2 separate regions of the Homo sapiens genome follow, and region 1 is linked to region 2. A link is a loop called in an ENCODE intact Hi-C map of the cell type or tissue named here. Cell type or tissue: PC-3. All regions are shown on one strand. Links, peaks and the distances in the headings refer to the core of each region. The heading gives the core; the rest is flanking DNA. Region 1 has its middle 350 kb from the start of TPBG. Region 2 holds the start of UBE3D (ubiquitin protein ligase E3D).

The links. A loop is a pair of places that touch in the nucleus more often than their neighbours do. Peaks named below come from ENCODE experiments on the same cell type or tissue, not always from the same donor. Only the 100,000 strongest peaks of a DNase experiment are listed, where the experiment ranks them.
Region 1: a loop joins it to region 2, with 5 times the contacts of the local background. A loop is called at or near these places in 2 of 110 quality-filtered maps.

Annotation. Positions count from the first base shown.
Region 1 is chr6:82,703,486-82,719,423 of GRCh38, reverse strand. No RefSeq gene overlaps it. Among named protein-coding and RNA genes, the nearest start is that of TPBG, 350 kb to the right of the region's middle. In PC-3, for the core only: a CTCF peak has its summit at 6,388 (motif pointing right); no DNase peak of the experiment used is centred there.
Region 2 is chr6:83,050,069-83,066,006 of GRCh38, reverse strand. It overlaps UBE3D (ubiquitin protein ligase E3D), which reads left to right and starts at 166. Exons shown (of 10, transcript NM_198920.3): 1 at 166-365; 2 at 7,985-8,181; 3 at 11,769-11,859. The coding sequence starts at 289. In PC-3, for the core only: CTCF peaks have their summits at 8,089 (motif pointing right) and 10,443 (motif pointing right); no DNase peak of the experiment used is centred there.

The sequences.
Region 1 (15,938 bases), core at 2,624-10,623, 340 kb after region 2:
GCTTTGTTCTTTTGGCTTAGGAATTGACATGGCAATGCGGGCTCTTTTTTGGTTCCATATGAACTTTAAAGTAGTTTTTTCCAGTTCTGTGAAGATAGTCATTGGTAGCTTGATGAGGATGGCATTGAATCTATAAATTACCTTGGGCAGTATGGCCATTTTCACGATATTGATTCTTCCTACCCATGAGCATGGAATGTTCTTCCATTTGTTTGTATCCTCTTTTATTTCATTGAGCAGTGGTTTGTAGTTCTCCTTGAAGAGGTCCTTCACATCCCTTGTAAGTTGGATTCCTAGGTATTTTATTCTCTTTGAAGCAATTGTGAATGGGAGTTCACTCATGATTTGGCTCTCTGTTTGTCTGTTATTGGTGTATAAGAATGCTTGTGATTTTTGCACCTTGATTTTGTATCCTGAGACTTTGCTGAAGTTGCCTATCAGCTTTAGGAGGTTTTGGGCTGAGACAATGGGGTTTTCTAAATATGCAGTCATGTCATCTGCAAACAGGGACAATTTGACTTCCTCTTTTCCTAATTGAATACCCTTTATTTCCTTCTCCTGCCTGATTGCCCTGGCCAGAACTTCCAACACTATGTTGAATAGGAGTGGTGAGAGAGGGCATCCCTGTCTTGTGCCAGTTTTCAAAGGGAATGCTTCCAGTTTTTGCCCATTCAGTATGATATTGGCTGTGGGTTTGTCATAGATAGCTCTTATTATTTTGAGATACGTCCCATCAATACCTAATTTATTGAGAGTTCTTATTTGTCTATTCAGGGATTCAACTTCTTCCTGGTTTAGTCTTGGGAGGGTGTATGTGTCCAGGAATTTATTCATTTCTTCTAGATTTTCTAGTTTATTTGCATGGAGGTGTTTATAGTATTCTCTGATGGTAATTTGTATTTCTGTGGGATCGGTGGTGATATCCCCTTTATCATTTTTTATTGCGTCTTCTCTCTTTTCTTCTTTATTAGTCTTGATAGCAGTCTATCAATTTTGTTGATCTTTTCAAAAAACCAGCTCCTGGATTCATTGATTTTTTGGAGGGTTTTTTGTGTCTCTATTTCCTTCAGTGCTGCTCTGATCTTAGTTATTTCTTGCCTTCTGCTAGCTTTTGAATATGTTTGCTCTTGCTTCCCTAGTTCTTTTAATTGTGATGTTAGGGTGTCCATTTTAGATCTTTCCTGCTCTCTCTTGTGGGCATTTAGTGCTATAAATTTCCCTCTACACAATGCTTTAAATGTGTCCCAGAGATTCTGGTATGTTTGTCTTTGTTCTCGGTGGTTTCAAAGAACATCTTTATTTCTGCCTTCATTTCGTTATGTACCCAGTAGTCATTCAGGAGCAGGTTGTTCAGTTTCCATGTAGTTGAGCAGTTTTGAGTGAGTTTCTTAATCCTGATTTCTAGTTTGATTGCACTGTGGTCTGAGAGACAGTTTGTTATAATTTCTGTTCTTTTACATTTGCTGAGGAGTGCTTTACTTCCAACTATGTGGTCGATTTTGGAATAGGTGTGGTGTGGTGCTGAAAAGAATGTTTATTCTGCTGATTTGAGGTGGAGAGTTCTGTAGATGTCTATTAGGTCCGCTTGGTGCAGAGCTGAGTTCAATTCCTGGATATACTTGTTAACTTTCTGTCTCGTTGATCTGTGTAATGTTGACAGTGAGATGTTAAAGTCTCCCATTATTATTGTGTGGGAGTCTAAGTCTCTTTGTAGGTCTCTAAGGACTTGCCTTATGAATCTGGGTGCTCCTGTATTGGGTGCATATATATTTAGGATAGTTAGTTCTTGTTGAATTGATCCCTTTACCATTATGTAATGGCCTTCTTTGTCTCTTTTGATCTGTGTTGGTTTAAAGTCTGTTTTATCAGAGACTAGGATTGCAACCCCTCCCTTTTTCTGTTTTCCATTTGCTTGGTAGATCTTCCTCCATCCTTTTATTTTGAGCCTATGTGTGTCCCTGCACTGGAGATATGTCTCCTGAATACAGCACACTGATGAGTCTTGACTCTTTATCCAAGTTTGCCAGTCTATGTCTTTTAATTGGAGCATTTAGCCCATTTACATTTAAGGTTAATATTGTTATGTGTGAATTTGATCCTGATTATGATTTAGCTGGTTATTTTGCTCATTAGTTGATGCAGTTTCTTCCTAGCATCAATGGTCTTTACAATTTGGCATGTTTTTGCAGTGGCTGGTACTGGTTGTTCCTTTCCATGTTTAGAGCTTCCTTCAGGAGCTCTTGTAGGGCAGGCCTGGTGGTGACAAAATCTCTCAGCATTTCTTGTCTGTAAAGGATTTTATTTCTCCTTCACTTATGAAGCTTAGTTTGGCTGGATATGAAATTGTGGGTTGAAAATTCTTTTCTTGAAGAATGTTGAATATCAGCCCCTACTCTCTTCTGGCTTGTAGAGTTTCTGCTGAGAGATCAGCTGTTAGTCTGATGGGCTTCCCTTTGTGGGTAACCCGACCTTTCTCTCTGGCTGCCCTTAACATTTTTTCCTTCATTTCAACTTTGGTGAATCTGACAATTATGTGGCTTGGAGTTGCTCTTCTCAAGGAGTATCTTTGTGGCATTCTCTGTATTTCCTAAATTTGAATGTAGGCCTGCCTTGCTAGATTGGGGAAGTTCTCCTGGATAATATCCTGCAGATTGTTTTCCAACTTGGTTCCATTTTCCCCATCACTTTCAGGTACACCAGTCAGCCGTAGACTTGGTCTTTTCACATAGTCCCATATTTCTTGGAGGCTTTGTTCATTTCATTTTATTCTTTTTTCTCTAAACTTCTCTTCTTGCTTCATTTCATTCATTTGATCTTCCATCACTGATACTCTTTCTTCCAGTTGATCTAATTGGCTACTGAGGTTTGTGCATTTGTCACATAGTTCTCATGCCATGGTTTTCAGCTCCATCAGGTATTTTAAGGACTTCTCTGCATTGGTTACTCTAGTTAGCCATTCGTCTAATTTTTTTCAAGGTTTGTAACTTCTTTGCCATGGGTTCGAACTTCCTGTTTTACCTTGGAGTAGTTTGATCATCTGAAGCCTTCTACTCTCAATTCGTGAAAGTCATTCTCCGTCCAGCTTTGTTCTGTTGCTGGTGAGGAGCTGCATTCCTTTGGAGGAGGATAGGTGCTCTGATTTTTAGACTTTGCAGTTTTTCTGCTCTGTTTTTTCCCCATCTTTGTGGTTTTATCTACCTTTGGTCTTTGATGATGGTGACATACAGATGGGATTTTGTTGTGGATGTCCTTTCTGTTTGTTAGTTTTCCTTCTAACAGTCAGGACCCTCAGCTGCAGGTCTGTTGGAGTTTGCTGGAGGTCCACTCCAGACCCTGTTTGCCTGGGTATCAGCAGCGAAGGCTGCAGAACAGCGGATATTGGTGAACAGCAAATGTTGCTACCTGGTCGTTCCTCTGGAAGTTTTGTCTCAGAGGAGTACCCGGCCATGTGAGGTGTCAGTCTGCTCCTACTGGGGGGTTCCTCCCAGTTAGGCTACTTGGGGGTCAGGGACCCACTTGAGGAGGCAGTCTGTTTGTTCTCAGATCTCCAGCTGTGTGCTGGGAGAATCACTACTCCCTTCAAAGCTGTCAGACAGGGACATTTAAGTCTGCAGAGGTTTCTGCTGCCTTTTGTTTTGGCTGTGCCCTGCCCCCAGAAGTGGAGTCTACAGAGGCAGGCAGACCTCCTTGAGCTGCAGTGGGCTCCACCAAGTTCGAGCTTCCCGGCCACTTTGTTTACCTACTCAAGCCTTGGCAATGGCGGGCGCCCCTCCCTCAGCCTCGCTGCCACCTTGCAGTTTGATCTCAGACTGCTGTGCTAGCAATGAGCGAGGCTCTGTGGGCATAGGACCCTCTGAGCCAGGCACGGGATATAATGTCCTGGTGTGCCGTTTGCTAAGACCATTGGAAAAGCGCAGTGTTAGGGTGGGAATGACCTGATTTTCCAGGTGCTGTCTGTCACCCCTTTCTTTGACTAGAAAAGGGAATTCCCTGACCTTTTGCATTTCCTGGGTGAGGCGATGTCTCACCCTGCTTCGGCTCATGCTCAGTGCACTGCACCCACTGTCCTGTACCCACTGTCTGACACTCCCCAGTGAGATGAACCCAGTACCTCAGTTGGAAATGCACAAATCACCCGTCTTCTGCATCGCTCATGCTGGGAGCTGTAGACTGGAGTTGTTCCTATTTGGCCATCTTGGCTCCACCTCGCCCCCAGCCTTGTTTTATTGGAGCCAATTTGGTTGTAAAATAACATTTTTCTTCAGAGAATTTGTACATGCGTTTGTGTATTAGTTTTCCAAAGATGATATGAGGACAAGGAATAAATAATTCTAAATTCTCTATCCTTCAAGTGGCCAGTTCTTGGTGACAACATGGAGGCAAAATTAGTGTGATGGTCATGAGCATCTGTCTGGGCTGAAATCCCACTCCTGCAAACTTCAGCAAGTTATCTAAAATCTGTGGGCATCTGAGCATCAGTTTGCCCGTGATATGGTTTGGATATTTGTCCCCTCCAAATCTCATGTTGAAATGTGATCTCCAGTGTTTGAGATGGGGCCTCGTGGAAGGTGTTTGGGTCATGGTGGTAGATCCCTCATGAATGGCTTGGTGCTGTCGTTATGAGTGAATTCTCACTCTGTGTGTTCACATGAGATCTGGTTGTTTAAAAGAGCCTGGCTCTTCCTCCTTCTCTCTCTTGCTCCCTCTCTCACCCTGTGAAATACTGGCTCCCCATCAATTTTCTCCATGAGTGTAAGCTTCCTGAGGCCCTCACCAGGAGTAGATTCTGGCTCTATGCTTCATGCACAGTCTGTAGAACAATAAACCAAATAAGCTCTTTTCTTTATAAATTACCCAGTCTCAGGTATTCCTTTACAGCAATAAAAACAGACTAATACAGTCCATCTGTGATATAGGTACTTATTTTATCATTATCTACGGTAATATTTTTATCATACAATTGTGTTGAGAATTTAACTCATTTATGCTAGTACTAGGCATATGACAAAGGCTTAATAAAGGATGGCTATTATTATTATTAGCTCTTAGAATAATGGGGCTAAATGTTTTTGTTTTGTCTGAGATTTTTGTAAAAGCTATAGATATTTTCTTAGAAATGTGAATACACATGGTATTTTGCATATCTTTACAGGAATCTCATCAGCTCTTGAGGCTTTTTTCACAATTAAGAAACTTTTCACTTGAGCAGATGAGAAGAGTTGAGATCCCATGTACAAAAGGAGGAACTGTGAGATAAAAACAAGGGCAGTTGGTTTGTACAAAAAATTGATAAGTTCAATGATGGGAGGATGTGGAATTCTCTCCTGATGGCACCCATTTCCTCATTGAAATAAGAAGCGAAGCCATTGGTCGAGAATGAGAAGGGCAGGGAGTGTTGGAGGTTTAAGGAGGGAAAACTTGTGAATCATTGGGAGAGTAATAAAAGAAACTGATTAGGAGAATATAGCAGGATTGCCAGGCAGCACTGAAGGCCCACTTGAGATTTGTGATCACAAATTCAAAGTGAGACCAGACAACTGCTTGAACATGAATGGAGAGTAGAAGGATGGTTGAGTGTAATCAGGGTTGGATATTTGAGGTGAGTACAAAGGAAGGAGAGGCAAGGAAATTGAGGTGTATGATAATGTTTCTCATGTGACTTTACCTACCCCCTGTTACAGTCTTTGGAGAGGCATAGGCATAGGCAGTTCCTCTGTTACTGGTAAGTGGCAGGAGATGCATTGTAGGAGAGTCAGGAGAGCCCTCCCTTCCCTCCACTAGCCCGCTTCTCCTTTCTTCCTGTTTAGGAGCCAGAGGGCTGAGTACTTTCACCCTGCATTGCCTTGAGCCGAGAGAATGTCCTTCTGAGATGGGGCAGGGAGGAAATCTGTACTCCGGAATAGATATCCATGCCTCTTTCCACCAATGTTTTTTCTTTTTCTTTTTTTTTTTTGAGATGGAGTCTCATTCAGTCTCTCAGGCTGGAGTGCAGTGGCATGATCTTGGCTCACTGCAACCTCTGCCTCCTGGGCTCAAGGGACTCTCCAGCCTAAGCCTCCCGATTAGCTGGGATTACAGGCATGAGCCACCACACCTGGATATCAACCAATTTTTATTCTTAGGTAACTATATTACCTATGCTAATTCCATCTTAGGTAACTACATTTCTGATGATGGAGTCTTCTATTGAATGTATCCTTTTTGATAGTCACAGCATTTATGCATTTAATAAAACATTCTCCAAGAAAAAAGTACTTAGTCCATGACAAATCATGTTCATATTGAATTTCCTTTTTTATTGATACATAATCATTACACACATTTATGGGGTGCATGTGATATTTTAACACTTGCATAGAATGTGTAATGAATTCTCATGACCTAAAGGGGGAGCTATATTCTTTATTTCACTTGCCTCAAAAGGAAGTGTGTGACTTTCTTTGCTCTTGTGCTGATTTTTAAAATATATTTAACTCCACGGATAGTATTTTATTTTCTCCATCAATCAACCTTTTTTTTCTGTTAAGCCCTTGAGAATGGGAGTTGCTGACAGTTTCCTTCCCATTTACCTCCAGAATTTTCCTTGTTATAAAACATGGCCCAGGAAAGCCACAGAACAGAAGGAGAGCCAGCAGTTCCTGCCTCCTCTACTTCCGTAGGATCTGGGTTTCTCCTTTAAAGCCTGAGTTCCATGGTTAGGACCCTTTCCCTTTCTCTTTTATACAGCCCTCTGTTTCTCAAGCAAAAGCTCTTTACCAGCTGATGTGGAGATGCAGGGCACACCCTATTCGGGCAGGTAAACAAGATTGTGCTCCTTCCTGCTATTCACTGTGGAGAGGCTGCATGAGATAAGAATGGAAAAAGATGGACTTTCAAAATCAGCTAGACCCAAGCTGGAGTACTGATTCATTACAAGTTGCTTAATTTTTCTGAGTCTTACTTGTAATAGAACCTTTTCATTTCTTCTTGTCCCCCTCCTTCTCTTTCTCTTCTTCCTTCTTCTCACCCTCCTCCCCACCTTCCTTCTTTTCTCCAGGATATTTCAGCTATGTGACAAAAGTATCCAACTCAAACTGGCTTCAACCATAAGGATTTTACTGGCTTGTGAAACTGGAAGTCTAAGGTTGAATGGCTTCTGAGTGACACAACCTCATGGCCTTGTTTTTGTGTTTCTGTGGCTCTTCTCTCCTTAGTGGGCTGCATTCCTAGGCTGGCAGCGGTTCTGAGCTTGCATCATAAAGAACACTGAGGAGTTTCCAGGATCTCTTCCAGAAGGTGGGGGAAGAACTTCTGCAGAAGCTCTAGGAAGTCTCTCCTTGGTCTCAGTGGTCATGTGACCATTTACCAAGCTCTGGAAAGGAGGACGGGATTTCTTTTAAATTACTGAAACACACACTTAGAACTGGGCATGGGGTCAGCTTTTCCTGAGGCCCATAGGCTGCATGGAGGAAGGTAAACTGCATAGAAAGAAATCGGGACTCTGTTAGGAAGGAAGAAGGAGGGATTATCTGCAGGGCTGAGAGCTGATAGCATCCACTCTGCCCAGGGCTCACGCACTGCTCTTCTGCTTACCTGACAAGCAAGATCCCTTCTCTATTTGACTCCTGGTGAAAACAGGTTAGACACCTGGCCCCAGAGGTCCTTATGTCTACCAACAGCAATTCCCTGAAGCAGACTTTCTGGGTGCACAGCCTGTACTAGAGTTATAGTGATTATGCTCTCTTCACAAAGACTGTCACTCAGTCTTTCTTTGTGCTTTTGGTGGCCTGGCTTCCTGACCAGAACTCTGTGTTTCCTTTCGTCATTAATCCTCTTCTTGGCACTCCCACCATCTGAGGCTCTAGGCTCCCATTCAAGATTCCTGCACCCTGCGCAGAGAGTCGCCTCTCCCAGGCACCCATCTCCTGGTCTTTTCTTGTTACTGACATTGGCATTAGCTTTGAAAAATCAAAAACCCAATTCCGTTTGATAAATCCCCATCTGTTACACCAAATTCTTTTCAATTCCCATTTTATTTTTGTTCTCATCATCCAGGGCATGAACTGAGCAGAGGAGAGGATGCGAGGGTGGAGGAAGCAGCTGGGCATGCTCAGCACAGGCTGCTGCGAGGAGGAGCCCTGGGAATGCTGCTTTTAATGCCACAGCGGTGACTTTGCTTAGCAGAAGCCTTCACAGTCTATGGACTGCAGGAGGAGGCTCCACAATCCCCATCCTCAACACAAAGTGGAGGCCTGCTTGCTCTGTTTTAGGGAGTTGCTGCCTCTGAGGACAGGGGAAGCATCATGCTCCTGTAATTGCATCCTCACCATTGAATAATCAGGGAATTTTAAAGCATAGTCCCAATTTTTCAAAAACACAAATTAAAAACAGACTTACTGCAAGGTTGTTTTTCACTCCTGACAGTAACTATATGTCATAATCTGTCAGACTCTTTCTTTCCAGACAAGAAACTTGGGTTACTATGAATGAAGAGGGCCAAGGAAGCTCTTCTCCTATGTTCTCTTCCAGGGCCGATCCCCACCCCCACTTTTTTGTTCCCTGGGGAGAATAAGCACACTAATTTAGCACATATACATGCCAACTTTAAGCCATTTTTCATATGTTTAAAATATTTGTAAGAGTCAGGAGTCCAAATGACATCGTTTTCATTATACTAGCCAACATTAACTGTGTCCATACTATGTGCCAGGCATTGATATGAATTAACATACTTAGTCTTCACAAACTGTTATAAGGGTAAGTGGTATTATTATTCACCTATTGAAGCTGAGCCCAGAGAGGTTAAGTAATTGTCCTAAGTTAACCTAGTTGGTAAACAGCAGTGCTGGACTCAAATCTGTCACTCTGTCCCCAGAGCTCCTGCTTTTAACCACTTGCACCATAATTGGAACACTGCCCCCACCCCTTTAACAAAACATCCCTTGCACTTCACAATAGAACATGTCTTATTTCTCTTTCCTCCTTTATGACTATGTCTTTGCTGTCTCTTTTCTTGCCTCCATTTCCCTCTCCTATTGCTTTTCATGATTTTAGGGTGTTTTTCATGTGAAGAGAGGTCCATGCCATCAAGGAGAGGTCTGACAAGGGTGTCTGGGCTTGAGTGATGACCTAGGCAGAATTGAAAGAGGCGTACTGGAACACATGAATTAAATGAACAATAAATTAATTCCAAAAGATTAGGAAAGGTCCCAAGGGCCTAGAAAAGAGGGGTCCAGAGTCTTTGCAGACCAAATGGTATATGTAGCAGCCTTAGTAAGGAGTCAATACTACCGTTTTTTTGTTTTGTTTTGTTTTGTTTTTTTGAGATGGAGTCTCAGAGTCTCACTCTGTCACCCAGGCTGGAGTGCAGTGGCATGATCTCAGCTCACTGCAAGCTCTGCCTCCCAGGTTCACGCCATTCTCCTGCCTCAGCCTCCGGAGTAGCTGGGACTACAGGCACCCGCCACCACACCTGGCTAATTTTTTTGTATGTTTAGTAGAGAAGGGGTTTCACCGTGTTAGCCAGGATGGTGTCAATCTCCTGACCTCGTGATCTGCCCACCTTGGACTCCCAAAGTGCTGGGATTACAGGCATTAGCCACTGCGCCCGGCCAGGTGTCAATACTATTGTTAAGTCAGGTACTAGGGAATGGGGCCATGGACCTTCAAAAAGATACTGTGGCTTGGTTTTGGGGGCAAATTCTACTAAACGTTTAAAGGAGAATTAATGCCAATGCTTCTCAAGCTCTCCTAAAAAAATTGAAGAGAAGGGAACATTTCCAAACTCATTTTACAAGGCCCGCATTACCCTGATAACCAAGGCCAGACAAGGACACTACAAAAAAAAAAAAAAAATTACAGTCCAATATCTCTGATGAACATAGATGCAAAAGTCCTCAACAAGGTAAAACTGAAAACTGACTTCAACCACACATTAAAAAGATCATATACCATGATCAAGTGGGATTTATCCCTGGGATGCAAGATGACTCGACATACGCAAACAAATCAATGTTATATACCACATTAGCAGAATAAAAGATGAAAACCATATGATCATCTTAGTAGACGCAGTAAAAGCATTTGACAAAATTCAACATTCTTTCATGACATAAGAAAGGCCATATATGACAGGCTTACAATTAACATGATATTTAACTAAGATCTGGAATAAGACGAGGATGCCCACTCTCACCATTTTTATTCATTGTAGTAGTAGAATTCCTAGCCAAAGCAATTAGGCAATAAAAAGAAATAGAAGGAACTCAAATTGGAAATGAAGAAGAAAATTTGTCTCTGTTTGTAAATGATGTGATCTTGAAAACCTAGACACCACCAGAATAAAACCTGTTAGAACTAATAAACAAACTCAGTAAAGTTATAGGGTACAAAATCAACATGCAAAAATCAGTTGCATTTCAATACACTAACTATGAACCTTCAGGAAAAGAAATTAAGAAAACAATTTCATTTATAATTTTTAAAAAACCAACTTAAGAATAAATTTAACTAAGAAAGCAGAAGATGTATTCACTAAAAACTATAAAATATTGATGAAGAAAATTGAAGAAGACACATATAAATGGAAAGGTATCCTGTATTCATGGATTGAAAAAATTAATGTTGTTAAAATGTTCATACTACCCAAAGTGATCTACAGATTCAATGAGATTGCTATCAGTATTCCGGTGACTTTTTAAAACAGAAATAGAAATTCATATGGAGCCACAAAAGGCCCCTAATAATCAAAGCAGTTTTGACCAAAAAGAACAAAGCTGGAGGCATAACAATACCTGACTTTCAAAATATATACTATAAAGCCACAGTAATCAAAACAGCATGATACTGGTATAAAAACAGACATATAGACCAATGGAACAGAATAGAAACCTCAGAAATAAATCCTTACAGTTATGGTCAATTGATATTTTACAAAGGTGTAAAGAACAGAAAACGGGGAAAGGACAGTTTCTTTAATAAATAGTGTTGGGAAAACTAGATATCCACATGTAGAAGAACGAAAGTGAACCCATCTCTCATACCATCCACAAAAGTCAAATGAAAATGGATTAAAGGTTTAAATATAGGACCTGAAACTGTAAAACTGTTAGAAAAAAAAAAAAAAACAGAGAAAAAGCTATATTATTATTATTATTATTATTATTTTTTTTTTTGAGATGGTGTCTTACTCTGTCTCCCAGGCTGGAGTGCAGTGACTCAATCTCAGCTCACTGCAACCTCCACTTCCTGGGTTCAAGCGATTCTCATGCCACAGCCCTCTGAGTAGCTGGGACTACAGGCGCAGACCACCATGCCTGGCTAATTTTTTGTATTTTTAGTAGAGATGGGGTTTTGCCATGTTGGTCAGGCTGGTCTTGAACTCCTGACCTCGGCCTCCTAAAGTGCTGGGATTACAGGTGTGAGCCCCACAGCCGGCCAAGAAAAAGTTTCTTGATACTGGTCTGGGCAATGATTTTTTGGATATGACTTCAAACGCACAGGCAACAGAAGCAAAAACAGACAAATGGGATTGCATCAAACAGAAAAACGTCTGCAGAGCAAAGGAAACAACAAAGTGAAGAGGCAGCCTACAGAATAGAAGAAAATATTGACAAGCCAAATGCCTGATAAAGGGTTAATATCCAAAATATACAAGAACCCAAACAACTCAATAGCAAGAAAACAACCTGATTTAAAAATGGACATAAGACCTGAAAAGACATTTCTCAAAAGAAGACATACATATGGCTGACAAGTATATGAAAAAATGTTCATCATCGCTGGTTATCAGAGAAATGCAAATTAAAACCACAATGAGCTATCACCTCACACTTTTAGAATGGCTATTAACAAAAAGACAACAAATAGCAAGTGCTGGTGAGGAAGTAGAGAAAAGAAAACCCTTGCACATTGTTGGTGGGAATGTAAATTAGTACAGTCATGGAAAATGGTGAGGAAGTTCTTTTAAATATTAAATATAGAACAATCATATGATCCAGCAATCCCACTTCTGGGTATATATCCAAAGGAACTGAAATCAGTATGTTGAAGAGATATCTGCACGCCCATGTTCACTGAAGCATTATTCACAGTAGCCAAGATATGGAATCAACCCAAGTATCTGTTGATGGATGAATAGATGAAGCAAATGTAGTATAGGCATATACGTGTACATACAATGGGATACTATTCAGCCTTACAAAAAGAAGGAAATTCTGTCATTTGCAACAACATAGATGAACTTGGGGGACATTATGCTAAGCAAAATAAGCCAGGCACAGAAAGACAAATACTGTATGATCTCACTTAAATGTGCAATCTAAAATAGTAAAACTCATAAAAGCAGACAGTAGAATGGTGATTTTCAGGGACTGGGAGGGAGAAGGGAGTAGAAATGGGGTGATGTTAGTCAGTGGGTACATAGTTTGTTAGATGGGAGAAATATGTTCTGGAGATCTATTGTACAGCATTGTGACTATAGCTAATAGTAATGTATTATATAATTGAACATTATTAAGAGGGTATGTTTTAAATGTTTTTACCACTAAAAAGTGGTAAGTACGTAAAGTGATGGATATGTTAATTAGTTTTATTTAATCATTGCACAATATATACATGTATCAAAATGATTATATACATAAATATATGTTGATAAGGTTTGGCTCTGTGTTCCCACCCAAATCTCATCTTGTAGCTCCCATAATTCCCATGTGTTGTGGGAGGGACCTGGCAGGAGATAATTGAATCATGGGGGTGGGTCTTTCCCATGCTGTTCTTGTGATAGCCAATACGTCCCATAAGATCGGACGGTATTATAAGGGGGAATTTCCCTGCACAGCTCTCTCTCTTTGCCTGCTGCCACCAATGTAAGACGTGACTTGCTCTTTCTTGCCTTCTGCCATGATTCTGAGGTCTCCCCAGCCATGTGGAACTATGAGTCCAGTTAAACCTCTCTCTTTCATAAATTGCCCAGTCTTGGGTATGCCTTTATCAGCAGTGTGAAGACAGACTAATACAGTAAATTGGTACCAGTAGAGTGGGGAGCTGCTGAAAAGATACCCAAAAATGTGGAAGTGACTTTGGAACTGGGTAACAGGCAGGAGTTGGAAAATGTGGGAAAGTTTGGAACTTCCTAGAGACTTGTTGAATGGCTTTGCCCAAAATGCTGATAGCGATATGGACAATGAAATCCATGTTGAGGTGGTCTCAGACGGAAATAAGGAACTTGTTGGGAACTGGAGCAAAGGTGACTCTTGTTATGTTTTAGCAAAGAGACTGGCAGCAGTTTGCCCCTGCCCTACAGATTTACGGAATTTGGAACTTGAAAGAGATGATTTAGAGTATCTGGCAGAAGAAATTTCTAAGCATCAAAGCATTCAAGATGTGACTTGGGTGCTGTTAAAGGCATTCAGTTTTATAAGGGAGGCCGAGCATAAAAGTTCAGAAAATTTGCATCCTGACAATGTGATAGAAAAGGAAATCCTATTTTCTGAGGAGAAATTCAAACCAGCTGCATAAATTTGCATAAGTAATGAAGAGCCAAATGTCAATCCCCAAGAAAACGGGGAAATTGTCTCTAGGGCGTGTCAGAGGTCTTCATGGCATGCCCTCCCATCAGAGGCCCAAAGGCCTAGGAGGAAAAAATGGTTTTGTGGCCCAGGCCCAGGTACCCATGCTGTGTGCAGTCCAGGGACTTTGTGCCCTGCATCCCAGCCACTCCAGCCATGACTAAAAGGGGCAAAGGTACAGCTTGGGCCATGGGTTCAGAGGGTGCAACCCCCAACCCTTGGCGGCTTCCATGTGGTGTTGAGCCTGCAAGTGCACAGAAGTCAAGAATTGAAGTTTGGGAACCTCTGTCTAGATTTCACAGGATGTATGGAAACGCCTGGATGTCCAGGCAGAAGTTTGCTGCAGGGGCAGGCTCTCATGGAGAACCTCTGCTAGGGCACTGTGGAAAGGAAATGTGGGGTTGGAACCCACACACAGAGTCCCTACTGGGGCACTGCCTAGTGGAGCTATGAAAGAGGGCCACTGTCCTCCAGACCCCAGAATGGTAGATCCATCAATAGCTTGCACCACATGCCTGGAAAAGCCGCAGACACTCAACACCAGCCCATGAAAGCAGCTTGGAGGGAGGCTGTACCCTGCACAGCCACAGAGGCAGAGCTGCCCAAGACCATGGGAACTCACCTTTTGTATCGTTGTGACCTGGATGCGAGACATGGAGTCAAAGGAGATCATTTTGGAGCTTTGAGATTTGACTGCCCTGCTGGATTTGTACTTGCATGGGGCCTGTAGTCCCTTTATTTTGGCCAAATTTTCACATTTGGAGCTTTGAGATTTGACTGCCCTGCTGGATTTGAACTTGCATGGGGCCTGTAGTCCCTTTGTTTTGGCCAAATTTTCACATTTGGAATAGCTGTATTTATCCAGTGCCCATACCCCCATTGTATCTAGGAAGTAACTAACTTGCTTTTGAATTTTACAGGCTCATAGGCAGAAGGGACTTGACTTGTCTCAGATGAGACACTGGACTGTGGACTTGAGTTAATGTGGAAATGAATTAAGACTTTGGGGAACTGTTCCGAAAGTACGATTGGTTTTGAAATGTGAAGACATGAGATTTGGGAGGGGTGGAGTGATATGGTTTGGCTCTGTGTCTCCACCCAAAGCTGGTCTTGTAGCTCCCATAATTCCCACGTGTTGTGAGAGGGACCTGGTGGGAGATAATTGAATCATGGGGGTGGGTTTTTCCCATGCTGTTCTCATGATGGTGAATAAGTCTCATGAGATCTGACAGTATGATAAGGGGGAGTTTCCCTGCACAAGCTTGCTCTCTTTGCCCTCCACCATCAATGTAAGATGTGACTTGCTCCTCCTTGTCTTCCATGATTCCGAGGCCTCCCCAGCCATGTGGAACTGTGAATCCAATTAAACCTCTCTCTTTTGTAAATTGTCTAGTCTTGGGTATATCTTTATCAGCAGTGTGAAAATGAACTAATGCATATGTATAACTATATTTATGATTGTATGCCATAAATATCTAGTTTTCATTTGTCATTATACCTTAATAAAGCTGGGGGCAAAAAGATCCTACCACAGGTCCATCACTCACTCTTGGTTTCTGTCACTTTGCTTCTTTATGAACGCTTGCTGGCTTTGAACTTACTTTTCCTCTTGAAATCTGATTCTCTGAAGCACCACTGCTAGGAACTGATGACTCATCATGTTGATTCCATTTCTTACCATGGCTTGTTTACCACCTGATTCACTCTCCTTAATCAAAGTTCTAGTGATCTGATCATCTGTATGCCTTTCCCAGGATTGTTCCTTTGACACAACTTTATTTTGCTTGCCAATCTTGTTTGTCTTTATTATCTTGAAGGCTTTACTATCTTTATCCTGGAACTTCCTGGATGAAATTTAAAAAATGAATCCTAAGGCTGAAGCTATTTCTTAATTTGTTCACACATCGAGAATTTATTGAATACCTACTATATGTCTGGTCTTGCTATAGGTGCAGGAAGTTAGCCAGATGATCAAGACACCTCCAGCCTTTCTATAGAGCAAGCAGGGAACAGGAAAAGAAGACATTCTAATCCAACGAATGTATGTCCATGAGCAAACTCTCGTTCATGCCAGGTAATGAGGTTTATCTGAACCTCAAATCCAGACCAGGTGATAAAATTTGTTTGAACTTTAAATCCAGACCATTTCTTTTCATTAGGAGATTTAGTATTAGTCAATTGTCACTAGAATCAGAGCTCCAGGGACCAGATTTGTGTCTTCACTGTTGTATCCCAACACCCATCACAGTTCTGAGATGTAGCAGTGGCAGCAGCAAGCAGGCAGCATTTATTGAATAAACATCACTGTCTGTAAACCTCTTTGTAATGCCAGTATGCTTTTTGAGGCTTTCTAAAGCCTTTGTTGGTGAGAAGGACCCAAGAAAAAAGGGA
Region 2 (15,938 bases), core at 5,016-13,015:
CTAGCCTCTCGCCGCCCACCTTTCTCAGCACTCTGGGCCAAAGCCTGGTTTTGAAAATGCGCGCCCCGCCCCGGCCTCCGGGGTCACGCGCCTTCTCGGTGGTGCACTCTCCGGCCGGCAGGTGGCGCTGTGAGCTGGTAGGCGGCGCCAGCCCTGCGATCTGGCACAGGCGCCTGCGCCGCAGCGGGGCTGCCGCTGGTTGGTCCGCACGTGGAACCTCTCCTGGTCCTGTTGACCCGGGCCCCTCGGAACCTCCAGCTTGGTCCGGTCTGGGACTGGAAGCCTGCCATGGCGGCTTCTGCGGCGGAGACGCGCGTGTTTCTGGAGGTGCGGGGACAGCTGCAGAGCGCGCTTCTGATCCTGGGGTAAGAACTGGGATTCTAGGCGCAGTGCCCAGCTCGCTTTACTGCTGCCCGGGGGTCGGGGGCTGGTGAGTCTCTCTCTGTACGAGGGATTTTGAGTTTCTTCTTTCCAGTTGCGTAGAGCCTCTCGATCACTCAAAGTGAAGCTTTCCCCTGTAGTCGGCTCCGCCACTCCCACCCCTACTGACAGTGTGGGTATCTTTGGGGAGCTTTTTAGAAATTCAGGGTCTCAGCTCCACACCAGACTTATGGAATCAAAACTTATATTTTAACAAGATTTCCAGGAATCAAATGCACATTAAAATTTGAGGAACAGTGATGTAAAACACTGTTGGCAGTGCCCGGCGTTTCCAACAAAACAATGCAAAAAATGATTTGTCTGTCTCTCTTCGGGATCCTCCTTACTGGATCAGTTCCTATGTGAGCTTCTTGTTTTGTAAATAACCTCGGGTCTTTTCGTCCAAAACTGCTCTTTGCAGAGAAACCACACAATCATTCAATAAACGTGAGTTTAGTGAACCACTAAGACAGGTTGTAGACTTCTTACTGGAGCTCGTTCATTTATTCATATTCTTCCTTCCAGTGAGAACGTCAAACTTGTTATTCGCTACACAAATAACTTTTAGGAAAAATGTTCTCTATTTTGTTTGACAGCAGTTTTAATGATTTGTGGTCCCCTTGTCTATTCCTTTGTGATCGCTGTTTCAAAGAGAGTAAGTTAGAAGTTAAAATCCTGAGAATGGTATTACACGGTGCCACAGGTAGATTGATGCTTAATTTTTTCCTCTTCCCTAAATCTGCCAGATATCTGGTGTGGCAATTTGGAATATGGCGTGAGAACTGAGTTCAAATGCTAGCTTCCTCACGAAATTAGAATAATTTAATCTGAATTTCTTCAATCTTGAAATGGGAATAATAGTACTCTGAATGTATTTCTTTTTCTCTTTCAAAATTTATGAATTTGGACAAATATCTCCAATTCTGGTGCACCTTGTAGAGTAATTAGGAACCCAAACCCTACCAAAATAAAACAAAAACCACACACACACAACAAACCCTCCCTTCCTCTCATGCAGGGGCCTTTCACAGTTCCCTTGGACTACTCTCCTTTGTTTAGGCAAGGTACCCGGGTGGCTCATGCCTGTAATCCCAGCACATTGGGAGGCTGAGGCGGGCGGATCACGAGGTCAAGAGATCAAGACCATCCTGGCCAACATGGTGAAACCCTGTCTCTACTAAAAATACAAAAATTAGCTGGGTGTGGTGGCGCGCACCTTTAGTCAGTCCCAGCTACTCAGGAGGCTGAGGCAGGAGAATGGAGTGAACCCGGGAGGCGGAGGTTGCAGTGAGCTGAGATCGCGCCACTGCAGTTCAGCCTGGCAACAGAAAGAGACTCCGTCTCAAAAAATAAAAAATAAAAAGAAAAAAAAAGAAACCTAACTTTGCTGGACTTAGTTTTGCCATTTCTTGAACTACTTATAAATGGATTCATACAATATATACTTTTTTGTTTCTGGCTGCATTCCTTCCATAATATTTTTCAGATTCACGTTCCATCTATGTGGCTGCATATATCAGTAGTCCATTCCTTTTTCTTGCTAAGTTTTCCATTGTATGAATATACCACAATTCATTTATCTGTTCTCCTATTGCTGGATGTTTTTCTTGTTTCTGGAGTTTGCTTATTATGAATACAGCTGTCATAACACTGTTGTATAAATCTTTTTTTGGACATACATTTTCATTTCTTTTTAGGTAAGTACCTAAGAGTGAAATTTCTGGGTCATAGGATAGATGTGCATGTTACTTTGTGAGAAATTGCCAAACAGTTCTCCAAAGTGATTGTACCAGTTTGCACGTTCAACCAGAAAAAAAATGAGTTTCAACTACTTTACATTTTGACTTACATTTAGTATTATCAGTCCTTTTAGTTTGAACCATTCTAGTGTGTGTAAAATAGTATCTTGTGGTTTTAATTTTCATTTTACCGATGACTAATAATGTTGAGTGCCTTTTCACTTGCTTTTTAGCAATTCATATATGTTCTTTTTAAAAGTATCTTCTAATTTTTTTTGCCCATAATCAGATTATTTGTCTTGTTTAATTGAGAGTTCTTTATACTGTCTCAAAACAAGAGCTTTCTCACATAAATGCCTTGTGAATATATGACTATTCTTATCTGTGACTTAACTTTTCATTTTCTTTTCTTTTTTTTTTTTTTTTTTTTTTTTTAGACAGCGTCTTGCTCTACTGCCCAGGCTACAGTGCAGTGGTGTGATCATGGCTCACTGCAGCCTCAACCTCCTGGGCTCAAGCAATCCTCCCACCTCAGCCTCTGGAGTAGCTGGGATACAAGTTGCATGCCACCATGCCCAGCTAATTTTTGTATTTTTTTGTAGAGATAGGGTTTCACCATATTGCCCATGCTGGTCTTGAACTCCTGGACTCAAGCGATCCACCCACTTTGGACTCCCAAAGTGCTGGGATTACAGGTATGAGCCACCATGCCCTGCCTCGTTTTTTTGATAGTGTCCTTTGATGAACAGAAATTTTAATTTTAATGAAGTCCACTCTATCGTTTTTTTATTCCTTAAGGGTTAGTTTTTTTGGTGTCTTAAATCTTTGCCTACCTTAAGGCTGTGAAGATGTTTTGGCAGGTTTATTTTCTAGGAGTTATATCGTTTTAGCTTTCACATTTTGATCTGTGATCATGTTGAATTCATTTTTGTGTTTGCAGTGAAGTAGGGATCAAAGTTCTTTTTTTGGTATAAGGATATTCATTTATTCTATCACCATCAGTTGAAAAGGCCATCATTTCTCCCATTAAAATAACTCAGTCTTCATGAGAAATCAGTTGACTATACTGTTTGCATAGTGTGTCCTTTCTACCTTTTTAACCTTTCTTATGTCTTTCTGTATAAAGCAAAAAGCTGTAAAAATACTGTATTTCCCTAAAAATAGCATAAAACTGTATGCTAGTTTTAAAAATATATAGTTGGGTGATTTTAAATCTGTTCTGATGATCTGTGTGTTCTAATTAAAATGTTTAGTATATTTTATAGTTAATTTAAATATTGGTGTTCTTGTTCCTAACTGCTATGGTTTGGATGTGTTTTGTCCCTATGTTTTCTCACTTTGATCCCCAATGTGGCAGTGTTGAGACATAGGGCCTAGTGGGAGGTGCGTGGTTCCTGAGGGCAGATTCTTCTTGAATAGATTAATGCCCTCCCATGGAGATGGTTGGGTGAGTTCTCTCTCAGGAATGGATTAATTCCTGCCATAGTGGGTTGTGAAAAAGAGTCTGGCTTCCAAAGTTTACATTCACAGATGTAAAGATCTATTTATATTAAGATATCTTAGCATTTTGGGATAAACTTTGGCCATTCATTTATTCAATCCACAGATGTTTATTGTGTTCTTACTCTAGTGCCAAAAATTCAAATTCTAAGTGCTGAGAATACAGCCATGAACAGTAACAACAGCAAAGACAAAAACACCTGCCTTTGTTGAGCATAGGGTTTAATGGTGGCAGTAGAGAAGAGGCGGCAGAGAATATACAAAATAAATATATATTTGATAGAAGTGGAGAAAAAAATTAAACAAAAAAGGAATGGGGAGAAAAAAGTTACAATCTTTTATTTCAAATGAGAAACTAACATTTGAGTATTAAACTGTAACTGGTGAGGTGTAGAACTGCCATACCTGGTGGGAGACAATTTCCCTTTGAGAGAAAGTGAGTATGAAAGGGTGCCTAGTTCAGAGAGATGCGGGTGAGTTGGGGGAACACATAGTAAAAGATCTTATGGCAGTGTGCTGGTACATGTTTAATAACCTACTCTCCATGAAAATAAACAAAAAGACAAACTAAGGTCTTGATTTGAAGCATTTGTTGATTTCTTTGGTGTGAATACTTTCACCACGTATGACCTTCAGCCTACCAACTGGGTGAGGTGAGTTGACCTGCTTTGCAGAACTCCTAGAATTTTAACAACAGGTTCTCCAAAGCTTGTAGCAGCAGGGCCTGCTATACCACTGTGCCTTATGGACCATCGAAAGGACTTTAGCTTGTAGTTAGAGTGAGAGATGAAGTCATTGGATAGTTTTAAGCAGTTGTGATACCTGACAGAATACAAGTCAATGGTGAAGAAAGCCTCAAGTATGAAATTATTGTATGAACTATGTCAATCAAACTTAGTCTTAAAGTAGGAATTCTCCTAAAGAACCATCATCCAACACTCACAATTGGGAAATGTGTTGCTACCATCTTACATCATTCATGTTTTACCAGTTGTCTACATAATATCCCTAATAACAGAAGAATCCAGTTCAGAATAAGGCATTGCATTTCACTGTCATGCTTCCTCTGTCTGTTTCAATCTAGAAGAGTTCCTCATTTTCCATTGACTTTCATGGTCCTGACACTTTGCAAGATGATAGTACAATCATTTTGTAGAATATCCTTCCATTTGGATTTGTCTTATGTTTCTTCAAGACAAGATTCAGATTTTGCATCTTTGGCAGGAATATAACAGAAGTGAGGCTTCCTGTCAGGTGGCACATGATTTTGCTTTGTTCCATCAAATTGGTTATGTTAACTTTGAGCACTTAAAGTAAGATAGTGTCTGCCATGCTTCTCTACCTTAAAGTTACTCTTTTTCTCTTCATAATCAGTAATTGGAGAGGTATTCTGAGATTATGTAAATACCCTGTTCCTCATCAGAGTTTCATTTTATTCATTTGTGTGTCAGTAAGGATACATGATTCTTACTGTGGGTTACTCAGTGGGTTTTATTTTTTATTTTATTCAATGGGCTACTTTTTTGTTCATATTATACCAGATGTGGCCAAGGAAGTCCTTTCTGGATGGTTTCTGCGTCTTTTTTGGTAGGTACCTGTCATTCTTTGATTTCTTCATGTTCCAGCAACATGTTCCAGGCATATTTCATTCTTTCCCTGTTACAGCCCTGGATGTAGTCATTTTACTGAGGAACTTTGTTTCTGGTTTGTTCATTTCGTTTTTTAAAGCAGAAAATGGCCTTTACAAACCAAGATCTGGGCACTAAGTGTACTCATCACTGTTGGATGTCGCTTCTCCCAGAACTAGGGTATGTGTGTATGACTTATATATGATGTCTATGTATGGTTGTGCCTACATACCTATGTACATACATGCATTTACAACCATCAATATTACTGTATCTATTTGTAAACATTGAAAACCATGACTTCACACAGGTATTTCTAATTCTGCCCCACCACCATAGGGTCTATTCTAGTTTCCTCGCTTTCTCTTTTTGTAACTCCATTCTCCCACAGTGAGAATCATGGCCCTCATTGTCCTAGTGGCATTTATTTATTTTGTCAGTCTCCCTCTATGTAATTAATAGTCTGCTGGCATCCTTTGCCACCTCCCCCTGCTCATTGTTGACACTCTCCTCACCTGCTTGGACCCTGTTATGGACTGAATGTTTGTGTCCCCTCAAAATGTACATGTTGAAGCCCTAACCCCCAAAGTGATGGTGTTAGGAGATGGGGCTTTGGGAGGTAGTTAGATTTAGATGAGTTCTTGAGGGCGGGGCCCCCCTGATGAGATTAGTGTCCTTATATGAAGAGGAAGAGGCACTGAACTTCCTTACTCTGCCATGTCTGTTGTTTAAGCCACCCATCTATAGTATTTTGTTATAGCAGCTGAGCTAAGACAGGCTCTGAAACCCCATCCTGAGCTGGCCTCACCTCCTGTTCAGATTTCCTCCTCACCTGTCTTGGGATTTGACACCCCTGCTGAGTGGTCCTCCTGGTGGATGCCCTCCACAGCCTGCTTGGTTTCTCATATCCATGCTGGGCCACTGTGTCACCACCCTTGCACTGATGCCTCCCTTGCTTGGCCCTATGGATGCCCTCCACAGTCTGCTTAGTTTCTCAAATCCGTGCTGGGCCACTGTGTCACCACCCTTGCAATGATGCTTCTCTTGCTTGGCCCTATAAAATGACTAAAGTTTTTGGGACTGGGAAGAAATGTGATAAACCAGAGATGGGGTGGCAATGGGGACTTAGGAACCCAGTGGTATCTCTTGCGGCACTTGGAAGTGTCAACTCTACACAGTCTAGTTTGAAAGTCATTGAGGTAGCAAATGGACATTGTGTTATCTTTAGAGCAGTGGTCAGAGAACTATGGCCCATTGGCCAAATCCTACCTGCAGCCTGTTTTGGTACAGCCTGTGAGCTAAGAGTTGGATTTTTCTTCTGTATCTTTTTTTCTTTTAGACAGGTTCTTGATCTGTCGCCCAGGCTGACATGCATTGGCGTGATCATGGCTCACTGCAGCCTCCTGGGCTTAAGTGATCCTCCCCATCTCAGCCTCCTGAGTGGCTAGGACTACAGGTGCGTGCCACTATACCCAGCTGATTTTTTATTTTTTATTTTTTTGTAGAGCCAGAGCCTTGCTTTGTTGCCCAGGCTGGTCTCAAACTTCTTGGCTCAAACCATCCTCCCACCTCAGCCTCCCAAAGTGCTAGGATTAGAGGAGTGAGCTACCTCGACCTGCTGATTTTACATTTTTTAAGGGTTGTTTTTTAAAAAATAAAAAGTATAATATGTATTCTACTTTGAGACCATACATGGCTCATAAAGCCTAAAATATTTACTATCTGGTCTTTCACAGAAATAAAGTTGCTGACTCTTGTTTTAGAGGATCATTATTTCTTAAACACCATTTCTTGAAATTGAACTTTTGACTCAGGTTTGAAACTGTCATCCCTGCAAAAAACTCAGATGCTTAATATTCTGTATTGCTAACTAAGTGCAGATCCATATGCTTTGAAAAGGAACTAGCCAGAAAGTAGCTATAAGATTTTCTAAGGCAGATTTCTAAGGCCTAACCAAGATCCACACCTGAGCACATGGTCTACCCTCTGTACTCAGATGACACTCAAGCAAATGGCTTGCTGTCTGCACTTAGTTGACACCATGTGGATGACCTGCTGTCTGCACTTAAGAGGGAGCCATGGTACTTTGTACCTCTGTTGCATTGCTAAGCGTATTGCAGTTTCAGAGGAGGGTCATTTCCATAGATGCCTTTATCCCCTCTATACTTTTGATGCCTGGGGGCTTTTGACAGGGACTGTGTTTTACTCTTTATTGCCTATACTGAGTAATTTGTGTTTGCTCTGAATTGGATTAGTAAGTCCTTTCACACCTGATATTCATACATCACTGTATCGTTTTCTTCATTAATTCTTTTTATTCTTAAAATTGACAGGTTTTTGTCTTGTATCATTGTTTCACTGAATCTTGGTCTCTTTATTAAAATCTTGTATATGAAATAACAGTACTTTGCTCTGATTTACTATAAAACATTATTTTAGTGCTCTTCTCAGAAGGAAGAACCAAAAATCTGTCCCAGGACTTGCATATTATGGTGATGGTGAAGGGCACTCTGATCAGATCTAAATCTAGTGTAGGTTGCTTTCCTTTATGATCTGCTTGCTGCTGTTTTTCTGGGGCAGTGACTTTAGAGCTCCTATTGAAGAGGAAGAAAGAGATCCTTGGCCATTTTTGTTTCTTTCATCATGTGGTTTTCATTGTGAGAAATAATTTGTTTGGGTTTTGTTTTTAATTACCAGAGAACCGAAAGAAGGAGGTATGCCCATGAATATTTCCATAATGCCATCTTCACTCCAGATGAAAACCCCTGAAGGCTGCACAGAAATCCAGCTTCCAGCAGAGGTCAGGCTTGTACCTTCCTCTTGCCGTGGGCTACAGTTTGTTGTTGGAGATGGACTGCACCTGCGACTGCAGACGCAAGCAAAATTAGGCACAAGTGAGTAATATTAGCACTTCTGCTGCTGTATTTACCTTTTTGTTATAAACCAAAGGTGATTTTTCCTTTGATAAGTTGAACTTTTCCCAGGTGAAGGGGTTGAGAAGCTCTAGGGTCTTTGTCAGCTCTGCCAGTTATTGGCTGTATGCAATTGAACATGTTACTTAACCTTTCTGAGGCTTCTTCCCTCCCTCCCTTCCTTCTTTCTTTTCCACCCACAGCAAAATTGAGCAGAAAGTATAGAGATTTCCCATTTACCCACTGCCTTGTTTCTTTAATTGTAAAATTTTCTGGCTCACAGATGGGAAGATTAAATCAGATGGCAGTTGTATAAGACCTGATTGATTTTAAAGCATTACATGGAAATTTATTCATTCAACAAATATTTTGGTTTGTGCTATGTGCTAGGCATCAATCTAGGTTCTGGGGATACAGAGTGAACAAGGTAGGGGAGGTGTCTGCTCTCATGGAGCTTACATTCTAATTGGTGGGAGCAGATAATGAGCAAACAATTTAAATATTAAGAAAAGTGTTATGATAATATAAAACAGAATAATGGGATAGGGAGTGACTAGGGTTGGCTGAAGGATGATCAGTGAAGGCCACTCTGAGGAGGTAATGTTTGACCTGAGTCCTGAATAAGGAAATCCTATCCATGTGGGGACTGTTCCAAATAGAGAAAACAGTACACAAAAGGTCCTACAGTTGAGTTTGATACTTAATTTGATTTTAACTTTTACTATGCCTGTTATATTTACAACATTTTGTAACTGGTATAATGATTCGGTAAGGCAGTGGAAAATTTGCTTTTTCTAAGACCTCAGGGTTATTTATTGTATAAAATTATTGGTTCATTACATCTATTACAATGTACGTAATATATGCTTTGGGGGATTAAAATTATGTCAAAGGGGGAAATAGGCTGTAAAAGACTTATGTGATGTTTATTATCAGAGAAAGATTGTAATTCTTTCAGCTGCACACTGACACTTCGCTGCTGCCTCATCTGTAATAAACCTTTCATCTGCGCTGTGTGGATCCTGGAGATGGGGTCAGGAGGAGTGTTTGGAAGAGCCATTTAGGAGATGTTGAGTATTCCCCTGAGTCTGTGCTCTTGGCTTTTGTGAGGAAAGAGAAGATAGAGAGGGTTTCATTTCTTTTTTACTGGAGAGCAATTTTTGCTCAAGTCCTGGGTTAGTGAATAACTAGTTTGAGTTGGGCAGGGTTAGTTTTAGGAACAAAGGGTAGGGAAAAGAGATGTCATGGCACTTAAATGTTGTAGGATAAATACTAGGAATGACTGTTGGAATAACCATAGCAAGAAGGTTAGGGTCACCGAGCTGGGAAGTAGACTCCCTGATTGCACCTAATAATGGGCAGAGAAAGTGTTGTTTCAGGGAAGAGGCCATGGGAGGCTGGATGTTGTGTTGTCATCACCTTCTCCTTCACAACAGTTACCTCTTTCACAAGAGTAACCACAGCAGGAATTTTGTGTTGGGTTCTGAGATTTGGGAAAGGCAAGCATGAAAGCCACAGTGGAGTGTTTTCTGGGATTGTGATTTTAGAGATGGAGGAATAGAGACCACCAGGGACATAGTATTGGGTTTTTGCCCATCCATATTCTGTATTCTGTAACTGAATATACAAATATCAAAACTGGAATTATTTTTAAAAATTTAAATCTGCAAACATTGTTTAAACTATAGGACAAAATAAATTGACTGCTATGTGCTGATTTGCATATTGTTTGTGTTCACTGGTCTCCTATTTCTTTACACTTTTAATATATTTTGCTCAAATATCTGAAAAGGAAAATTATCAAAGTCCTGTTCCATAGTGCATGAAAGAGTATGCAAAACAGATTCCTCAGCACTTAATTGCCTGAGTGCTTTCCATATAATAGATGGTGTATAAATATTTGTGGAATGAATAAATATGAATAGATATGTACTGGTGTGAACTTGAATCAAACTGTTTTGTAGGAAGTGACTTGAAAGTTTTAGCCTTCAGTTTGTGTTTCAGGGTTTTTTAAAAAGATGACTTTTCAATGCTAAGAACACCCTTTTAAGGACAACTATAGTAAACATCATACTGGTATACTGCTATTTTGAGTGTCAAACTGTGACCCTCGGTGTGGAACTAGCTACAGTAGGATCTATTAGAGCACACGCATTAGATTGATCCCCCGCAGCAACGCTCTCCCAGGATTCCTCTATATCAGAAACTGAATTTTAAACCCGACCCAGTGCATCATGCTGGGTGGCCAGCAGAGGGTAGTGTTTCACTGAAAATTTGTTTGTGGGTCTGGAAAAAATATTTTGGATTCCTAGGTCTCCTTTTAATCTGCTCAAAGTTAAAGAATAATACTGTTTATTGCACCTTAGTGCTATAGGGATTTCTGGCCACCCCTTAAAAACTGTTAAGATTTTTAATTGCCAAGGCGTAAACCTTCTAGCATCAGTTTTTTAAAATCTTAAAATACATACAGAAAAACACAAACCAAATCCACATTGCTTGATTCTGATGGATATGACCTCATTTCTTTAATTAGATTTTTATAGACATATTTTAGTTCATTCTTTTAAATGAAAGTTTCCTTATTTCATAAAAGAAATAATAGAAACTAAGGGAACATGCGGCCTTATGCTGCTCTTTCCCATAGTGTGAGAAATATACATTTTTCCCCACAGCTTTCAACGTTTTACCATAGCTTTCATTAGAAATTGATTTTTGATCTGGGAAAACTGGACTCTTTTTGGAGCCATTTCATTCCCAGGGAGGTGTCCAATAAACATTAGTTTGAGATCTTTGTTTGTTCATATGGTTATATGCTAGACTGGACATAAACCTTATTTAAATAAAATTAAACTCAAAGTTGGCTGGGCACGGTGGCTCACGCCTGTAATCCCAGCACTTTGGGAGGCCGAGGCAAGGGGATTACGAGGTCAGGAATGCAAGACCAGACTGGCCAAGATGGTGAAACCCCGTCTCTACTAAAAATACAAAAATTAGCCAGGCATGGTGATGGGCGCCTGTAATCCCAGCTACGCGGGAGGCTGAGGCAGAGAATTGCTTGAACCCAGGAGGCAGAGATTGCAGTGAGCCCAGGTTGCGCCACTGCACTCCAGCCTGGGTGACAGAACAAGACTCCATCTCAAAAAAAAAAAAAATTAAACTCAAATTTAAGAGCTCTATTTGTTCACACTGATGAAACACTATTGTGAGACACAGCAGAGGGAAGCTGAGAATGTTGGAGATCTGTGTAGTTAGCTTGATGAGAAGGAAATAGTTCTTTTTCACTCATCCTTAATGTTGGTATTTTTAGAATGAGAGAACTAACAAATGCTACATGCGTAATCTAGAGCAGTACCTGTCTCTGGAACACTTAGCAAAATCTGTTGTTTTCAAAAACACTTCACAATATTTGCTTCTGCTTGAGTCATCAGATAGTATTAATTAAATGTGTACTTCTGGGTGGATCATAAACTGTTTATGGATGGTAATTTATCGTGGCTATTGAACTGTTTAAGTATGTTAATATATTTGTTTCAATCTCTAAGATTAGCTATTTCATTGACTTCCTTTAGAACTGATTTCAATGTTTAATCAAAGCTCGCAAACCCAAGAATGTTGCACGTTTTATTGCCAATCCTGCGGTGAAGTCATAATAAAAGACAGGTAAGGAATATATTTAACACTGATTAATTCTGTGCCTGGCAATGGTTATCTCTTTTTCTATCAGAATTTTTCAAGTAATTGCCAATGGAGTAGTATATGGCCTTAAAGTGAGAGCCAGCTTAATGTCACTTTGAACAAAATTAGCCACAAAACTTGCTAGCAATCGCAGAGTGATTAGCTCTTAGGGACATAAAGGGGAGCACTAGGATGCTGGCTTTGAGAGAGGAGTGCTTATCTTGGCCGAAAACCTGTGCTGATCACTGAAGCACCTCCCTCCTGAAAAGAAACATGGGACCTGTCACATTTCATCCAACACGATGCTGAGTGACATTTTCCACATTCAGTGATTTTTTCCACATAACAAGCTTTTGCACAAAAACTTTTTATTTGAACTGTTTTTATCAGTGCCTTTCTAAAATCCATTTCCTATTTCTCCTGCTTATTAAAACAGAGCATACAGAGCACAAATTAACCTTTTGTCAATGATTAGGTTAATTTTGTCATTTATTCTTGCCATGTGCTGTGATTGCCCTGTTGAGATGGGAAGGACTCTTTGTTGGTTTTTTCGTTGTTGTTGTTGTTTTTGGGTTTTTTTACAGTCCCTAAGGCTTTTTAATTTCTTTTTCTTTTGTCCCTCATGTCAGCCTTCTTGTTTCTTGGGCACAAACCCTTCCTCCTAAAATTTCAGCCACGAGTCATTCATCAGCTGGAGAGACAGATTAAATCCTAATTATTGTTAATACTATTTAAAGAATTTAGAGTTCTTTATTAGATGGGTTTCCTGAGCCATGTTCCTAAGACTTATAAGTGAACGGATCCTTCCTGTCTGAAACCTGCTTCTCTTCCAGTGTTCCTTATCTCAGTAATGCTGTACTTCTACCTGTGTCCTCAAGGTAGAAACCTGGTGTTGCCAGAAGTTCCTCCCTCTGGAGGCAGGGGAGTCCAAGCCTTCGGCTGTCTTGGGCTACACATAAAATACACTAACACTAACAATTGCTGATGAGTTTTTAAAAAATTGCCAAAAAAATCTCATGTCTTAAGAAAGTTTACGTATTTGTGTTGGGCCACATTCAAAGCCTTTGGGCCATATGCTCTAACGTGGGTCAGCTTGCTCTAAGGGGTTCCCCCCATATCAGTTGCCAAGTTCTTTTGCTACTTTCTTCATAGCATGTCTTACATAAGTCCACTTTCCTCCATCCCAGTGCCTCTACCTTAGTTGAGGCTACTGTTTGTTCACCTAATTACACTTGTTGCCAACTCCTCATCCATTGAGCCTCCCTGTAGTTTTGTCCTCTCATCTGATCTATTTTAGCACAGCTAAGTAATTGTTCTCAAATGCATCAGGCTCTGCTGGTCAAACCCCTCCATGGCCCCCCATTTCTCCAATATAAATTCCAGAAACATGCTACATTAGGACCTTTATGAGTTTACCTCTATTTACCTCTCCACCCTCACATTTCATATCTCTTTCCCCAACCTATTCCTCCTCCCCCAAAAAAACATGCCATTATTGACTGGCATTCTGTACACAGCTCTGGTGATCAATGTGCAGCCCCACAGCCTTTTCATGATATTTTTTCACCCTGGGGCCTTATGAAAGTGACTTCCTTTCCTGGAGGAATGCACCCCACACTCTGTCTCCCCCTCGTTGGCTCCTACCTGAACTTCAGAATTCAGCTGACGGGACAGGTACTGTTATGAGCCTTCTCTCAACCCTGGGTTGGTTTAGGTGTTCGTCTAAGGTTTATTTGCCTGTCTTCACAATTAAACTGTAGGCTCTCGGAGTGCAGATAATCTTGTTGTCCCCTGTATCCTTTATCCCTACTCTTTTGAGAGTGCAGTACAGGGTAGTCCCTTCTGAGTCTGTCTAGTAGTACAGACTCAGAAGCCAGAGCAGCTAGGTTTGCACCTGCCATTTACTAGCAGTGTGACTCTGGGCAAGTTACTTAACCATTCTGTGCCTCAATTCTTTTATTGCAAAAATGTGGCTAACAGTAGGACCTACCTCATATGGTTGCTAGGAGAATGGAGTGAGTTTAAGTGTTTATGACAGTGCCTGGCACGTGGCAAGCATTCAGTATGTATTAGCTACTGCTATAATTACTGTTCTTATCATCATCATCATCCTCCTCAGCATCAGGCACTGTCCCTCATAAATAGTATGCTCTCAATCAATTTTTGCTGGGTTGAATTGAATAAACGTTGACATGTTTGTTTTGGCCTTCTACCAACCTCTCTTGCTTGCTTCCTGATTTCTGTCAGTGTCCCAGGTAGATGAGATGGCACAGAGTTACTCTGGCATAAGTGAGAGGTTACAAATGGAGGATCCTCAGAGTGACTGTCTTGAGTAAGAAATGAGGTGACTTTAAATTTGCAGAGGAGGGAACCTCATCTTTGCTTGAATTACCTAAGGGTTGAAGTTATTGCATGTACTCGGTGACAGGCCCACTTTATCCTGAAAGGTTCAGGGGATCTCAGTTTACATTGTAGTTGAACCAAGAGTGTTTTCCTTCTCTCAATCTATTTTAGGCGTTGGTTGAATTCTCAGAAGAAGTTTCTGAAACATGCATTCCTAGACAACAATAGGGATTCCTAGAAGTTACAGTTGGAACATGTTAAATCAGTGTAACAGTATTTCCGGGTTCTGCTTACAGTAAAGGATATGCTGGTTCATTATTGGCTGTTATTTGTGTTTCATTGGAACAGGATGATAATATGAAAAATCTTTTATCTGTTGCCCCCATTTTTTCTGTTCAGGAACTGTATCTTCTGTGTCAGTCCCTTTTACAGTCATGGAACTGAGAACTAAAAGGGCAGCACTCACTCTCCCTAACCCTGACCATCGGCAGGCCCTGGAGGCAGGAGCAGGAGAATGGGGACCTGGGTTTGAAATCCAGCTTCTTGACTTAGTAGCTGGGAAGTTGTGTTTGTACTACCTCAGGTTCTTCTAATACAGCCTTCTAATAAGGCCTATTTTCCAAACTTGTCAAGAGAGTTAAAGGATGTAACATATGTAATAGTTAATGCTCGACAAGGTCTTTTAAATTGGTTTTATAGACTTTCTACCCCCTTTTCCAGATTGCTCTTATTAGCAAACTAGCAAATTATCTAGTTTAGTGTTTCAAACCTTTTTGTTTCAAGACTGTGATTCACATACTCTGCAGGTGCCGAGGAAATGAATTCCCTTTCTCTTTTTCTCTCTGAGAAACAGTGGACTTGACTTAGCCTTTGCCTCATTTAAGCAAGGCTTACCCAAAAACCTTTTCATGTCACACCTGTGTGCCTGGCATATGCATGCCTCTTCAGTAATGCAGAGAAATCCTTAGTAAATGACTCAAGGCTTTGCTTACCTGTAACTCTTAGGTAGCATGCCCTGTGACTGAGTTGTATGGAAAAAGACGCTTCCTTAAGTAACTGCACATGGATTTCATGTTGACCATTAATGTCAAACCCAGTGTTCTTCTTATTTCTCCCGCAGTTATCTGTTTTATGTGAGTGGTAAGGACAACTTTGTGCTCATTAAATAGAAAACAAGACCAAAGGTTTTCAAAAGAGCATGTATGTGCCCCAAATCAACTAATTGTAAACATATTTCCCAGGAAGGTACCTTGGAATATGTTGATTTATCTGTATTGGGAGCACCTCTGTAGGAGCAGGGGAACAGAGTTAAGATCTGCTTACTGGCTAGTCTTATTATCTGGGAACATGTTACATTAATTTCCTGGGGTCCAGTTTCCTCATCTGCAAAATGAGGACGTTGGATTAGATAAACCTGTTAGAGTGCTATGAAACATGAAAATTACCTGATCAATGAACCTCATTTGTATTTGGGGTTTCATGTACTTTGTGATTCATGATTATTTGATAGTCTGGGACTAATGCTTATTCTTTTTTTTTTTTTAAATAAAAAAGGTTCTTGTCAAATTAATTATAGAAATAAGATATAGAGGACAGTTTAAACAGTAAGACTCATTAATGGCTTTTAATACTAGCACCAGGACACATGATATCTGCTAATTATAGCAATGTTTTTTCTTAATTTAAGGTCACATGTTCTTAGCTATTTGTTGTGGTTATTT